Linked DNA regions of Homo sapiens: region 2 is linked to region 1. The links are chromatin loops, found by intact Hi-C in ENCODE. Cell type or tissue: CD14-positive monocyte. All regions are shown on one strand. Each heading gives the region's core, and the rest is flanking DNA. Links, peaks and the distances in the headings are about the cores only. Region 1 overlaps LOC107984195 (a long non-coding RNA gene). Region 2 has its middle 15 kb from the start of LINC02660.

Region 1 (8,341 bases), core at 28-8,027:
TAGAACCTTCTCCCAGGTCCTTCCCTGAGCTGAGTGTGTCCTGGGAGTGCTCGTAGCTACGTATGAGTGAGCTGGGGGAAGTAGAATGGAGCAAAGGTGCACAGGCTGCTGGGGGTGACTGGGTCTCAGTCTGAGAAAGGAGCTCCTAGGTGTCCACCTTCACCCGTTCCTGTAGACCCAGCTATGGTCACAGCTGAAAAGGCACCTTAGAGCCAGTGAAGCAGGCCGAGAGAAGAGTGTGCAGGGCCATCCACAAGCCTATGTCCACTCGTGGGGACTCTCCAGAGAGGGAGAAATCCACTCCTCTTCTCTTCCTTACAGAAGCTCAGCCTGTTCTTCCATCAGAACCTTTTGGATTGCTGACATATTTGACTTTTATTTTACTATCTCATATTGTGCTTTCTATTCTTCTCATGCGTGCTATCATTCTTTTGGACTTTTCTTCCTTCTTGGCGTTTTTTGAATTTAGAGGCTTTTTTCCTCTCCCTACATTTAAAAATTTTCCACCAAGTTGAATTTACAGTCCCTATTTCTATTATGTTAGTGTTTAGTATTATTTAACAGTTCCCATACAGAAGTCAAAATTTAATCACCATCTCTTCCCTTCTCCATTACAACGCAAAGGTCTATGCATATTGAATGTCTATAACATTTGTGCCCTGTATCTTAATTATAACATTTAAATTCCATAAACTGAAATTTTTCTTTATTTAGGTTCCTTTGGCAACTCTCAGATTTTATGTCTTAATTTTACACTCATTCTTGAAAAACAGTTTTAGTGAACATAAAATCAGGTTGACTATTGATATTTTTCAACACAAATAGGAAGTAATTTCAAGTCTTTTTTGATTTCCCTTGTTGCATCTGGGAAGAAACGTTAGTTCTTATTGTGATTCCTTTGAAATTAATCTGTATTTTCTCACTAAGGGCTTTAAGTAACTGCTGTTTGTTTGAAATTGTATTTTGAGTAATATAGCTGTTGATTTTTCTTTTTACTGTATCCTACTTGATATTCGACTTCAGAATAGGCGTCTTTCAACAAATCTGGAAACTCCTTACATGTTAACTATTCAAATTCTCTCTTTTGGAAATCTGAGTAGATGAATTTTAGAACTCGCCTTCTTCATCACACCTCTTTAATTTTACTTGCTTTATTACTACAATTTATATCATTATATCAGATTTACTTTCCAATTCACTAATTGTCTCTTCAACTGTGTAATTCATAATTGAAACTGAATTATTATTTTTTAACTTCAGACACTTTATTTATCATTTCTGAAAATCCTACCTGGGGCTGGGCACGGTGGCTCATGCCTGTAATCCTAGCACTTTGGGAGGCCGAGGTGGGTGGAATACAAGGTCAAGTGATCGAGACCAATTTGGCCAACATGGTGAAACCCCGTCTCTACTAAAAATACAAAAAAAATTAGCTGGGTGTGGTGATGCACATATGTAGTCCCAGCTACTTGGGAGGCTGAGGCAGGAGAATCACTTGAACCCAGGAGGCAGAGGTTGCAGTGAGCTGAGATCACACCACTGCACTCCAGCCTGGCAACAGAGCAAGACTTCTTCTCAAAAAAAAAGAAAAAGAAAAACGAAATTCCACTTGGTGTTTTCCTTTCAAATTTGCTTGGCTGTTTTGTAGAGTCGTCATTATTTGCTTACATTTTTTAGTCAATTCCTATATTTAACTTTATGAAGCATGTATATAATATACACATATGTTACCTTTTATTATTTATAATATATAATTACATAAATATATCATTTGTAACAGTAATATAATTCATAATGATAATAATTTATAAGAATATATAATTATATGGTATATAATTATAACAATTTATAATGGTAATATATAATAGTATCTTTATTTATAAATATTTTAATTATAAATTATTTACAAGTAATATTATAAATAAACATAGTATTTATGTATATGATACATTTATATTATATATAACATTATATAATATACTATAGCTGTATCATACCTTAGTCAATTCCAGTGTCTAAGAGTGTGCAGGATTGGTTCTGCAGTCTGTCGTGTCTGCTGTGTCTCACTCATTGTGCCTTCTTCCTTGAGGTGTTGTGTGTGGTATCATGATGTTTTTCATCATCTTTGAAACCTACCACCGTGAGAATTATCTGAGGCTGTGTTCTAGGTCTATTTCTCTAGAAAACATTTGTATTTGCTTCTTTTAAGCATATTATTTTAAACTTCAAAATTGTCTTCAAGGTTTACTGGACCAAAAATTTTGCTGAAAATTTATTCGGACAGCATTACAATTTGATGTGAGGGCCAGGTTCTGGTTATGATCAGGAGTGCTTTGTTGATTCATTTCCCTACACTCAGGGCCAGGATGATGGAATGCACATCTTTCTGGTGTTCCCTTCTGTCAGGTGTGTTTATTTCTAGTTCACTCTCATGCAGAAGGTGCAGCCATCGAAGTCTCCTTCTGACCCCGCCTGGTGGTTCTGAGCCTTGGCCTCTCCTCCCACAGACCCTCCACTGTCATCTGAGATTCCCTGGAGACGAAGGCAGCTTTGGGGCTCAGCCTACATCTGACTTTATCTGACTTTGTCCTTTATTGTGGGTGTGAGAGTGGTGGAACTGTGATCCTAAATTACTTTTTGACAGTCCAGCAACAGTGTATGTGTGTGCATGCATGTATGTGTGTGGATATGAGCCTTAAGATTTTCTGGGAGGAATAATGAGATAGTATTTCATGTGTATTTGTGTGTGTTCTGTGTATGTTATTTATTTCCAGAATGGCAGAAAGCTCGTGGTGGCAGAAAACATTTCTTTCATGCATCTGTCAGTGTTCTCTGTGCAGCTGGAAATGTTGTGAATATCTGGTTTTTATAGTAAGTTTTCTGCCATGGATTTGCCCAATAGCTAATCAACATTGATACGGTTTGGTTCTGTGTTTCCACCCAAATCTCATCTTGAATTGTAATTCCCACCTGTCCAGGGAGGCAGGTGATTGGATCATGGAGGTAGTTTCCCCCATGCTGTTCTCGTGATAGCGAGTGAGTTTGCACTAGATCCCTGATGGTTTTATAAGCGTTTGACAGTTCCTCCTTCGCACACACACTCTCTTCTGCTGCCTTGTGAGGAAGGTACCTACTTCCCCTTCCATCATGACAGTAAGTTTCCTGAGGCCTCCCGAGCATGCAGAACTCTGAGTCAATTAAACCTCCTTTGTTTATAAATTAACCAGTCTGGGTAGTATCTTTATAGCAGTATGAGAACAGACTAACACAAACACCGTCTACCTCTGTAATCTATGGACACCACCAAGCATTCGTAGCAGCCAAGCCCCTGTGATCAAGCCCACTTGATCAGGTCTGCCATTCGGACTCTTGGGCCTCTTGCATCATCAGGGGAGCAGACCTTCTTTTTAATATGTCCATGAGTAGATTTGGAAAGAACAGTTTCTGTGGGCATGTTTCTCACAGAGAAGAAAAACACAGAAATCAGCTGATTATCCCTTGTAATGAAAGAATGTTCAGCTTGATGATATCTTTAATAACCAGAAAATTAACTATGAAATACTCTAGACTCTGGGTGGAAAGAGAAAACAAAAAGCAAAAAAAAAAAAATAGCAACCTCTTATTTAACTTTGCATTTGTTTAATATTTTATGAATAAAGAGGTTAAGTATTGTCCAGTGTTATGAAGATGAGAGAAATACTTTCTTTTCTTCTTTTTCAATAAGTAGATTTTTATCATCTCTTTTTCTGACCATGAGAATAATTCATGATCATACAAGACGGTCAGGGTTCAAATACCAGCTCCACTGGTCACTAGTTTTATGAACTTGTAAAATTGTTTCAATTCTGCATGCCTCATTTATAAAAGCACAGAATCGCGGTGATTCTGACCTGAGGCAGTTTTGAGACTTCAGCTGTAAATGATTGTAAAACTTTCTGTGGAGCCTGGCACTTGGGAACCACAATCACACAAATGGTAATCAAAAAAATAAAAATAATCTTATAATATCTTGGTTAAATATGTATATATATATATATATATATGTATATAATCAATATTGAAAAACATAAATAAGTGAAATTGCCAATGATGTCGCCCTGGGAATTAGTTACTGACGGCATAGGTTGTGTTTCTCCCGAGCAATGCACCGGGAGCTTCTTGTCTTCTCTTCCCAGATCCCTTTCTTCGATGTTTGTGTTTGTGTGTAGTTTTTTCTAATAGAAATGAGATGTACTACCTCACATGTGCTACCTTCTTTTATCAAATAACTATATATTATGGTTATTATTATATTGCAATAAGTATAGATCTAGAATAGATGATCATTTTAATGGTTACATAATAGCCCATTGTATAGTTATAACATGATTTATTTGTCCAATCTCCTGTTGGTAGGTTTGAATGTTTTTATTTCCCTTTCTTCTGCTTCTCTGTAATGGCTATTGTCAGTTTTTGTGAACTTGACTACTGATTTCTGTAGGATAAATTCCAAGAAGTGCGATTGTACAATCAAACAGCCCACGTTGCTGAAGTTTTTCAGCTGTACTTCCCAATTGCATTCCAAAAATTTTGTAATTGCTGGGCACAGTGGCTCACATTTATAATTCCAGTTACTTGGGAGGCTGAGGCAGGAGGATCACTTAAGCGCAGGAGCTCCAGAATGGCTTGGGCAACATAGCGAGACCCTGTTTAATATATATATATATAATTTACACTCCCATAAATGATGCATAAGTGTAGCCACTTTTTCACTTTTTTTTTGTAATTTTGGATCATTCAATAGACAAAAATACTTTCTTTGTTGCAGTAATTCATGTAGTTTTGATTGCCAGTATAAGTGGGTGCAACCATGCAGCATATGTAACATTATGCTGGCAGCTTCTCTATGTGGCAGGAGACAGTGTCACCACAGCAGATATTGAATGAGACTCCCTACCCTGCGGCCAAGGCTTTCCCACCCTGAAACACAGCGCGATGCAGAGTTCTGCCGTTGGCTCAGGCTTGCTTGCAAAAGCAATGCAAAATTTTCTGGAAAAGATGAGTATCAAGAACCCATCTCTGGTCCAGAATTCAAAATATGAAAGCCTATTCAAGGTAGAACAGAGCATGGCAGGTGAAGGGATTATGACCAAGATTTGAAACCCACACATCAAAGAGAAACAGAGAACCTTACCAGCTGGAGGAAGGTGGAAGCCAAACTCAACACAAGAGCTGGGGAAGAGTATGTGGGAAGAGCTGGTGTCGTCCAAGCACGTGGTTGAAGCTGGAACATGCTTCAAAAGCAGCTGTTACAGCCCAGAGTCCCACCTCAGGGAACAGTGCCCCAGCACATGATCCTGAACTGGAAGGGTTATGTCCCTGGAGCCTGTGGGGGGCCAGGACCCAGAACAGGATGGGGACTCCAACCCCAATGGACACACCATTCAACTGAGCACTACAGTGACGACCACAAGCGTGGTAGGAGACTCCTCCATTGTAGCCGTCCTTCCTCTTTGCCTGATATTCAGACAAAAAACCCCCAAGACCTCTGAATCATTGAGAGGAAGTCTTGAGACCAGGACCCACCGTGCCATCGTTTCTGTTCATGAGAGCACACCGACATTTGAGCAATTTGCTGGAGAAAAAGAAAAAAAAAAAAAAAGCAAGTGAAACATACCAGTCATAATAGCGCTGTTGAAAGAAAGTTTTGCCTGTTTGTTGACATTTTGAAATTCCTGTTTTGAGGATTTTCTATTTATATCCTGTATCCATTTTTCCTCCCTGGATCTTGCTCGTTTTCTCAGTGACATGGAAGAGCTGTTTATATGCGAGCGATGCCAACTGTTGTTGTGTGTTTTGGAAATATTAGTGAAGGAAAACAGCTAGAGAGAGAGAAAGTGAAATGGGAAGTAAAACAACTTTTTGTTTTTAAGACGTCCTTATTTACTTGCCACTCTAGCTAATAAATTCTTGTCAATTAAGTAATAAAAACCTCATAAAATTCTTTAGAAACCTTTTAGAACACCAGATCCTTAAAGAAGACTGGTAACTCCCAAGTTATTTAGGACACAGAAGCTCGCGCAGATAGGCTGGGAGCTGGGGAGGAAAACGAGAGCAGGAAGTAAAAGGAGGGTCTGGACTGACAGTGTCGCATGTGATTTGGCAAAGGGAAAGTTAGAAACAAATTTCCATTTGCTTGTGAACATTTGTGTGTGGTCAAACTATTCTTGACCATTCCAGAAAACTGACCCATACTCACAGTTGGAACTGAGACAAGGAATACATTGTTCAAAAAACAATTTGACCTATTTTAGACAGAAAACATAAACCTTGAAATCACATTTCAAAAGATTAAAAGTCAAAAGGCTGATTTCAAGTTGTAGCATGAATGTTTATTCGTAGGAAACCAGCAGCAGATTAATTATTCTTATATATTCAAGTGAGCACAGATTGAAAACCAGCCTTTTGCCGGGATACTATGTCAACACCAAAATTTTAAAATGTGAATGAAACAAATGATCTCCTTCAAGAAGCTCAAATTCTGTAAAGGAAGGGCAGATGTATAAACAGACAAGTGCAAGTGAGTATTAGTTATAGAACTGTAATGACAAAGACAGCATAGCAAAGTGGTTAAAATGGAAGCTCCGAAGACAGAATAACTAGGTTCCAGTTATTAGCTGTGTGACCACAGGCAAGTTGCTCAGACTCTCTGTGCCTCAATTTCTCATCTACAAAATGGAAATAATACTAGAACCTACCTCGTAGTTTGACCTTGGGATTACATTCATTAGTTGATACCCATAAGCATTCTGAATAATGCCTCCCATGTTATAAGCACTCAGTAAGTGTTAGTTGTTATGATGCTCATAAAGAGCTTCACATCTCAGTCTCATCATCTGTAAAATGGGGATAGCAATCCCTGCCTGCTCCAGTGATGACTATGATGCTTCTGTGAGAACATGAGAAAGTGCAAAGACTTGGAGTGTGATTAAGACCGGCCAAGGGAAAAATGTGATTTTAGCTCATACAAATCCATCCAAAGTATCTCCACCAAATAAAAATAATGTGTAAGTTTCTTATTATTACGTAATAAGTACCATTTCCCTTAATTTTCCACAATGGTTCACTTTGTGCTTTTACAAACATTGTCAGTAATGAGGCTCAAATTGCTGTTTGGCATCAATCGGCGGTCACTACTTCACATGTCATGAATTTCATTAAAGAGAAGCAAGTCAGAGGTAGACATCCAGATGGCACAAGACTCTAGGTAAAGCCCCCTTAACTTTCCAAGGATGTGGAACAGTCTATGAACACATGTTCCAGGCAAGGCAGCCACATGCACCATGCGCACCCAGGATGTGAGGATTAGAACCATGGCAATGGGTTTCCCTACCACACAAAGTCCTCCCAGCCCAGCCAAGGATTAGTAGGAATGAAGTGGTAGGACTAGATTTGCTGATTCTCATCAACAAATTCATCATTTACTTTACTACTTTACTCAAGATCAGCTCAGCCAGCTTAGCTGATTCTGTAGAGAAGTCTGATCTGGTGCCTAAATTCTGCCCCCAGGAACAAATGCCCCGCTAAGGAAACTCGATCACAGAAGACACCGCCCATTCTTCCTCATCCTCAGCCTCTCCTAGGCTCCCTGTTCTCAGTTCATATGCACGTATTGAAAACTTTCAAGCTTGAGCATGGAGGTGGTTCATTTCCAAAACCACGTTCAAATCTTTCGGTGAAACTTTACAAAATAGCAGACAATAGTTGAAGGCAGAATGAATAAGCAGCTCTCATCCAGCACCGTCAAAGATGTCCCGAGTGGAGTCTAGCTCCCAGGCTGTGAGAATGCAATCATAGTTAATTTGACTCTCTTAATACCATGGGAAATATTACTTGTGATTAGAGAATAAAATAAGACTATCTACAGATTTCTATAAGTGAAATGGCTAATGTTCTCATAATTAGATGTTGGCATGTAAAAATAAAAGAACAGTTCTCCTTCCTTGCAGTGAATGGCCACCAGCCGTGTGCTCGCCCTAGGATTTCTAACAGCTCTTTGATAGATCATGGAATGAGACAAAATGTGTTCCCCGGTGTGCTGGTGACTGATCTCTATCCCTGAAATCCATACCCTTATGTAATGTCATATTATTTCTATGCCTACAAAAACCCTAAACAAGGCTGTAAAATCAATGCATTTGTGTTCAGTTTTTTGGTTTCCCCGTTGTTGAATTTAGACTGTTTTAGGTTACTGAGAATATTAGTCAAAGATTGGTTAAATATGTAATTTCTGAGTATCAAGCCAAGAGTTTTAAAAGTACCTCTTTTTTTGTCATAGCTTTTGTTTTGTTGCTATCTTGAT
Region 2 (8,341 bases), core at 18-8,017, 160 kb after region 1:
TTTGAAATACATTCATTTAAATGTTTAGATTGTTTGGAGGTTCAGTGTTTCTAGGTGAAACACACTATTTTTCAAAGTTATGGCAGTGATGCCTTACACTCATATAGGGATATAATTTAAAATGTTTTTTTCCACACTATGTTCTCACATAATCACTTTTATAAAGTAGATTTTTTTTTGTTTTTTCTTCAACTTTTATTTTAGATACAGGGGAACATGTGCAGATTTGTTACACGGGTATATTACATGATGCTGAGGTCTGGGACACAAAAAATCCCGTCACCCACGGAATGAGCATAGAACACAGTATTTTTTGTGGTTTTTTTTTAGAGTCAGGGTCTCAATCTGTGCCCCAGGCTGGAATGCAGTGGTGCTATCATACCTCACTACAGCCTCCAAATCCTGGGCCCAAGCAATCCTCCTGCTTCAGCCTCTAGAATAGCTGACTACAGACATGTGCCTCCATACTCAGCTAATTTTTTTTATTTTTAGTAGAGATGAGGTCTTGCAGTGTTGCCCAGGCTGATTTCAAACACTTAGCTTCAATGAATCATCCCACCTGTACCTCCCAAACTGCTGAGATTACAGGCATGAGCCACCATGGCCTGCCAATGAAGTAGGTATTTTTAACCCCATTTTATAGATAAGAAACCGAAGGCTCAGCAAGTGTGAATACAATTTCCAAAGTTGTATATTTTATGTAAGAACAGTTAGCCCTTAAACCACATATCCTGACTTTTAGTTCAGTGGGTTTTTTAGTTAGTTTGTTTGTTTGAGACGGAGTCTCACTCTGTCACCCAGGCTGGCGTTCAGTGGCGTGATCTCAGTTCACTGCAGCCTCCCCTTCCCGGGTTCAAGGGATTCTCCTGCCTCAGCCTCCTGAGTAACTGGGACTACAGGCACCCACCACCACACCCAGCTAATTTTTGTATTTTTAGTAGGGACAGAGTTTCACCATGTTGGACAGGCTGGTCTTGAACTCCTGACCTCAAATGATGTACCCGCCTCAGCCTTCCAAAGTGCTGGGATAACAGGCGTGAGCCACCACGCCCGGCCTAGTTCAGTCGTCTTTACGCTGTGTCTTGGTTAAGTGCTTTTGATTCTTCATAAGCTAACTCTCATTCAGTTTTACAATTATTTTATTTAATTTTGCTTTTTCTTCCTAGTTTCCTAATTATCTTCAATTAAAAAAGTGCATAATAAAAAAAAAGTGTGTCAAAGTGCTACCATCTCATTGATCCTTTCTTTTTTTCTCTTTCTTTTCTTTTTCTTTCTTTCTTTTCTTTCTTTCTTTCTCCCTCCTTCCTTCCTTCCTTCCTTCTTTCTTTCTTTCTTTCTTTCTTTCTTTCTTTCTTTCTTTCTTTCTTTCTTTCTTTCTTTCTTTCCTTTCTTTCTTTCCTTTCTTTTCTTTCTTTTCCAAGGTCTCTCACTGTTGCCCAGGCTGGAGTGCAGGGTGTGGTCATGGCTCACTGCAGTCTCAACTCCCAGGCTCAAGCAATCCTCCTGCCTCAGCCTCCAGAGTAGCTGGGACCACAGGCATGTGCACCACTATGGCTGGCTACTTTTTGTATTTTTTTGTAAACACAGGGTTTTGCCATGTTGCCCAGGCTGGTCTCAAACTCCTGGGCTCAAGAAACCCTCTTGCTTCAGCCTCCCAAAGTGCTTAGATTGCAGGCATGAGCTGCCAGGCCCGGCCATCACTGACCCTTTCTAAAGGGCAGTATAAAGAGGTGGAATGAGCACAGTTTCAATCAAAGATCCAAGCATCAGCTTGGCTTTGCTGGGTCTTGGCTGTGAAGTTCTCTGGGCCTCAGCTTCCTTAAATGTAAAGAAGGAATAATAATAATAATAATAATAATAATAATAATAATAATAATATAATAGCCCTTACTTCCCAGGGTTGGAAAGATGATGAAATGAAACAGCTCTGGATAAAAGCATCCTAAAATTTATAGGTTTACACGTTTAGCAAATTGAACCTAATCCAAGAGCTCTACAAGGAGCCAAAACAGAATATGCCTAATCATGAAAAAAATGCAAGAAGAGCAAATATGTATCTAATGCCTCTTTCATGCCAGGTCCTGAGCAAGCAGAAAATAATGCAGACAAATGTCCTTACCTGCAGGGAGGTCACGTGGTACTCAACAAGCTGGGCATGAGGCAGCCGTGTCATGTCTCAGGCTGCTTCCTATGCCATGGCTGTAGATAAAGCACAGAGCTGCATAGCAGGGCCAGACAAGGGAAGCAGATGTCTGCAAAGACCTGGAGGTGTCTTCAAGGGGAGAACATTCCAGCCAGAGGCAAAGACTCTGAGGAAGAAATATTTAAAGAGGGCCGGGCGGGTGGCTCAAGCCTGTTATCCCAGCACTTTGGGAGGCCAAGGTGGGTGGATTAATTGAGGTCAGGAGTTTGAGACCAGCCCAGCCAACATGCTGAAACTCTGTCTCTACTAAAAATGCAAAAATTAGCCGTGCATGGTAGCGAGCACCCATAATCCCAGCTACTCAGGAGGCTGAGGCAGAAGAGTCACTTGAACCCGGGAGGTGGAGGTTGCAGTGAGCCGAGAAGATCACACCACTACACTCCAGCCTGGGCAACAGAGGGAGACCCTGTCCCCCCCCAAAAAAAAAAAAGCATACATATATATATATATAATATTTAAAGAGGGGCATGTAATAGGAGATCAAATCTGAGAAGTAACAATGGTGCATAGGGTGGGGACAGATTGTGCAGGGCTTCTAGGCAATACAAGCTCTGAGCAAAATGGGACATCCTTGAAGGATTTGGAGCTAGAAGCAACCTTTCCACTTTACTGTGATGTAATGGCTGAACTGTGGAGAACACACCTTAGCCTCCAAGATGACCCCCAGAGCCCCCATGTCTTGGTGCTCATGCCCAGGCATAATACCCTTTCTAATCTAGGACTCCTTTCTGCAAAGTAGGCAGATACTTGGAATGATAGCCTATTCTGTGACTTGAATTCTTTGATAGTGTTATTTGCTACCCAGATGAGTCAATATTCAAGTTCCCATAATTTATATGCATTATTTTAAATATGTGCCAACCCAATTTTCATATGTTACATTAGCTTTTCTCTTCCTTGATCACTGCAGTCTTCCGAAAGAAGTTTAGTCAACATTAATACAAATGGAAATCTCCTTTAAAAAAGAAATGGAACTTTTTCACACAGGCTTAAAAACATAATTAACAGTTGACTAGAGACTGTGGAAGAGTGATGTAAAGTTTCTCAAGTTCACGGATATTAGTGCAATGAGAGTACAGCCATCAGAAATCTGAAATGGAGGCTGGGTGCGGTGGCTCCTGCCTGTAATCCCAGCACTTTGGGAGGCCAAGGCGGGCGGATCATGAGGTCAGGAGTTCGAGACCAGCTTGGCCAACATGGCAAAACCCCATCTCTACTAAAAATACAAAAAATTAGCTGGGCACGGTGGCCTGCTCCTGTAGTCCCAGCTACTCAGGATGCTGAGGCAGAAGAATCACTTGAACCCTGGGGGCAGAGGTGGCAATGAGCCGAAATGGTGTCACTGCACTCCAGCCTAAGTGACTGAGCAAGACTCCATCAAAAAAAAAAAAAAAAAATCTGAAATAGAGAGCATGTAAAATAATAGGAGATCCAGGATTTGTGGCGCCTGATGCTTATATACCTTAAGGGTCTCATTTTATCAACAAGAATCCAAAATACAAATGTGAAAGTCATCATTTTTGGGGAAAGAGAAATCAAAATAAATTATGAATGTTATAAAGATGACAAATACCGTAAGCATCACAAATTCCAGAAGAATTACATAATACTTGATTCAGTCACTGCCCGGTGTATTTTGAACACAACTTTCCTATAGCTTTTAGTGACCCATTCTTTGAGTGCTTCTTTGTGTCAATGATTTTGTAACATCCTTTTCAAGAGATAGCAGAGAGATTATTCCGTTTTTCCCACAGTAGCTGTCATCCGAAACTAGTTTTTCGTAGCTTACAGAAGTAACTTTCAGCTTTACAGCTTCTTGTTGATAGTATCAGATAAATTTTTGAGGTTCCTGGTCGAATTTGGGAAAACTACCATCAACTTCTTTCACACATTAACTTTAAAAATGTCAGGGCATCTCATTATTTGTGTGTAATAACTAGTTGTAAATTACTGTTTAATCTTCCTATTTGAAACTTATCTTTTCTTTTCAGTAAATTGCTACTTTCAGTATGATCCTAAACCTTCTTGTACAATTTACTTCTCTGCGTGAGAATAACTTCTACAGATGTCGTTATTCCTATTGCTTCTGTTTCATGTTTTATTGATTTGTATCTGATCTTGCTCTCAGTTCTTTTGTAAATAACTTTTACTTTATTTTACTTTTGAGACTGAGTCTTACTCTGTGGCCCAGGCTGGCGTGCAATGGCATGATCATTGCAGCCTCAACCTCCTGCGCTCAGGTGATCCTCCTGTCTCAGCCTCCCTAGTAGCTGGGACCACAGGCATATGCCACCACACCCAGCTAATTTTTTAATTAATTTGTAGAGACGGAGTCTCCCTACATTGCCCAGGGTGGTCTCGAACTCCTTGGCTAAAGCAGTCCTCCCACCTTGGCCTCCCACCGAAGTTCTGATATTACAGGCATAAGCCAGCACACCTGGCCTGCATATAACTTTAAGGATGCCTAAAAACGGTATCATTTAAAGTCACAAATTTAGAAGTTTGGAATTTCTCACTTTATTGAAACATTCCACAATGGCTTTCTCAATTGCTACTAAAATGGCATAATCCCAGCTTAACTTCCTGTTAGGCCCCAAAAGCTCCCTGTAGCTTCCACCACCGGCTGCAGTGCGGGTAAGTCAAAGTGAAAAGAAACGGTGACCTTAGCCAGTGTGGTTACGTGACTTTTGAGAAATACATACAACGTATGACCATGTGAGCTCCTGAGGGAGGCCCCACAGCTGCTTTAGTTCCGTGGAAAATCCACCTCTGATTGAATGCATAGGTTGCCTTCCACAAAACACGGGAATATATAAACTGCAATTATCAGATTCTGCTATCTCGAGATGAAGAAGGTTAGAAAAACACCACCAATCTTCCCATTGGGACTCTAGACCTCCGCAACTTCTTTTTAAAAATCTATGGCCCGTCAGCCAGGCATGGTGGCTCACTCCTGGAATCGCAGCACTTTGAGAGGCTGAGGCAGGTGGATCACCTGAGGTCAGTAGTTCGACACCAGCCAGGCCAACATGGCAAAACTCCATCTCTACTAAAAATACAAAAAATTAGCTGGGCACGGTGGTGGGTGCCTGTAGTCCCAGCTAGTCAGGAGGCTGAGGCAGGAGAATCGCTCGAAACCAGGAGATGGAGGTTGCAGTGAGCTGAGTTCATGCCACTGCACTGCAACCTGGGCGACAGAGCGAGACTCCGTCTCAATAAAGAAAAATAAGAAAAAATAGTAAAATAAAATAAAATAATATCTATGGCCAGTCAAGTAAACTGCCACATTAGTCATCGGAAAAAGATAATTTATGAGGCACATAAGCAGCTTCAGAAACATTTTGCCTCAAACACTTTCCAAATGTGCATTATTTGTGGCTTAAAGCAAATGTATAATTTACTCATTCACTGATTCATCCATTTCTTTCCTTCTTTGTAATACTCTACATTAGGCCCTAGATACTGGCAATGGAGACAAACATGGGAGATGCTCTATTCCCTGAGCAGTCACGCTCCAGCCAAGGTGACAGGAAACTCAGAAGAGGACAGCAGCTCGTGGACGTCAGTGCCCTTAAGGAAATAAATAAAGCTCTGGCCATGCAGTCAGCTGGGCGGGGTGGGTGGGGGGGCGGGCCACCCTGAGGACAATTAGTCAAAGGATAAGATGTCTTAGCCACTGGTGAGAAGACAAATAAGACTAATGTAGCACAAGAATGATAAGCAGGGGCAGGAAAGGGAGAATAATAGCAGAGAACTTAGAGGAGGAACCAGTGTTAATAATCAGCATTTATGAAATAACAGATTTACCAGGTGATTCATCCAACATCACATGCTAGGAAAGGATACAGCCAGGATAGGAGCAAGACAGGCTGGCTGGAGAGCCATCTCACTACCTCCCAAAAATAACAGTAACAATAATAATAACAGAAAAGTCATAGTAGAGCTGAGATAAGCAAGGAGCGATGCAAACAGGACATGGAATAGCACGTTCCTCCCTAGACCACACACTCCAACTTTTTTTTTTCTTTTTTCTTTTTTTGTTTGTTTTTTGAGACGGAGTTTCACTCTTGTTGCCCAGGCTGGAGTGCAATGCCGCGATCTCGGCTCACTGTGACCTCCACCTCCCGGGTTCAAGCGATTCTCCTGCCTCAGCCTCCCACGTAGCTGGGACTACAGGTCAATGCCACCATGCCTGGCTAATTTTTGTATTTTTTCAGTAGAGACGGGGTTTCACAATGTTGGTCAGGGTGGCCTCAAACTCCTGGCCTCAAGTGATCTGCCCACCTCGGCCTCCCAAAGTGCTGGGATTACAGGCATGAGCCACCACACCCAGCCCAAAGTAGCTTTTTCTGCAGGGGAACTCAGAGGTTTATATATGAATCTGTCAATAATATCTGTACATATCACAATGGCAGAGGCTGGACCAGTCAACATTTTTTTTCTTTCTTTTTTTTTTAACTTGCTCGACCCGGCATATGGCTGAACCTTTTAGTGGATATATTACTGAAGGAGTAAATCTCCTCTAAGCACCTCTGTTTTGGATTCACAGTGAGACATACGTGCTTCGCTAGGAATGGCCTCTACGGGAGCCGAGGGAAGTGGCTGATGCAACCTTCCCTCCACCAGAAACAGATTCCAGCCCTCTCCGATCCCATCGCTGATCCCGTCTCCTCAATCCCACATCAATACTGAGGGCTTTGAGGAGAAGGGCTAAGTGAGAGAAAAGGCAGGGAGGGGCTCTTAGGAAAGTAAGAAATCAGATAAATGCCTAAGAGAAAAAGCAGAAAGAGAGAAAAGGGTAAACAGTCCATATACAGTGATAAACACTGAGAAGGTTAAACAACAGCTGAAAACCACATCACCCAGCTGTCTACAGGCAAGTTGACTTCATTTTCCTCTGTCTTTAGAATGTCAGGTTGCAACCACAAATTAGCCAATTTATATTTCCCCCTTTAGGATTTTCACTTCTAGTCCATCATGTTAAATGTAGTTCCACTGATGAACAAAGTCAGCCGTCCATTTTTTAAACTGAAATCTATTTTTGTCTAATTCACTGCAATTATAAAAAGTCCCAGTCAGGGAATTTCTTAACATTTAACCTCGATGTAAATACTTGTGGACGTGGCTTTCAACTAACTCTTCCCTTCATTTTCAAATCTTCTTACTGCGGTTCCTCACACAATTTGTTTTTTTAGGGGCTGTGATGTTCTCGTAGAAAACAGGGGGATAAGGGCTGGAATATGGGTCATAAGAACACTTTTCCCTGTGGACAGAGATCCATGACCAGATCGAATAAACCCAAGGGTCTTCAAGCCAAGAAAGGATTCCTGCAAAAAGTATTTTTTTTAATATTAAGCTAGAAATTGAAAAGAAAGTTCAAATGGATGACTTGATCTCTTCTGCAAGAGAATGGGTTGGTATAAATTCAGTTTCCGGGAGGACATATAAAAGCATTGATTAAGCTATTCCTTCCTCATGATTCTATTCAGAACCATTGTCCAGAAATGAATTAGATCACGAATTTGGTGGCTTGGGGACATCACACGAATTGCTTTTTTCTCCTTTATGGTAAATGATTTTACAAAATATGTTTTTTTTAAATATTTGAAACTCATCAATATATGTATATATTCTACTCTACAGAACCACCTTGAGAGTGTCACCATTGCTGTTTTACAGTGTCACACACAGCAGTCTCACACGACCAGAGAAAGCTTTCCAGTGTGTAAGTGATTGTCCTGGGAGAAAGCAGAAGTTGAAAGAAACACACCTTTTATAAATTGCTCCAGCCAAAATAACAGCGTCAGTTAACATATCAAATGGCATTTCTGAAATGTCAAAAAGAAGGGAAAATGTCTCGGGCACATGTAATTGAGAAGTAACGCCACACAGCAGAGGCCCTCAGAGGAAACCGTTGACACAGAAACAACTGAAGCCATCCCCGAGACGGCAGGGGTGGATGCCCCGGAGGGAACCTGGCACATCAGATCTGCTCCCACGCAGGGAGTGGTGGAGGGCAGGCTGCTGGAGGGCTGGAAATCAGAGCCCTCCACTCTGGGAAAGCAGCTCTCCTTCTCCTTAGGGCCCTGACAGGCCACTGAGGCACAGAAGGTGACAGGCAATTGAGAGCAAATTAAC

The links. A loop is a pair of places that touch in the nucleus more often than their neighbours do. Peaks named below come from ENCODE experiments on the same cell type or tissue, not always from the same donor. Only the 100,000 strongest peaks of a DNase experiment are listed, where the experiment ranks them.
Region 2: a loop joins it to region 1, with 1.9 times the contacts of the local background. A loop is called at or near these places in 4 of 110 quality-filtered maps.

What each region holds. Positions count from the first base shown.
Region 1 is chr10:4,048,990-4,057,330 of GRCh38, reverse strand. It overlaps LOC107984195 (a long non-coding RNA gene), which reads right to left. Exons shown (of 10, transcript NR_176060.1): 3 at 5,174-5,614; 4 at 1,998-2,132. Among named protein-coding and RNA genes, the nearest start is that of MIR6078, 62 kb to the right of the region's middle. In CD14-positive monocyte, for the core only: no CTCF peak of the experiment used is centred there; DNase peaks (open chromatin) are centred at 3,120, 5,540 and 6,100; H3K4me3 peaks cover 2,037 bases; H3K27ac peaks cover 3,416 bases.
Region 2 is chr10:3,892,844-3,901,184 of GRCh38, reverse strand. No RefSeq gene overlaps it. Among named protein-coding and RNA genes, the nearest start is that of LINC02660, 15 kb to the left of the region's middle. RefSeq lists a silencer at 5,754-5,925 and enhancers at 6,391-6,908, 6,812-8,011. In CD14-positive monocyte, for the core only: no CTCF peak of the experiment used is centred there; DNase peaks (open chromatin) are centred at 4,844, 6,004, 7,174, 7,924 and 1 weaker place.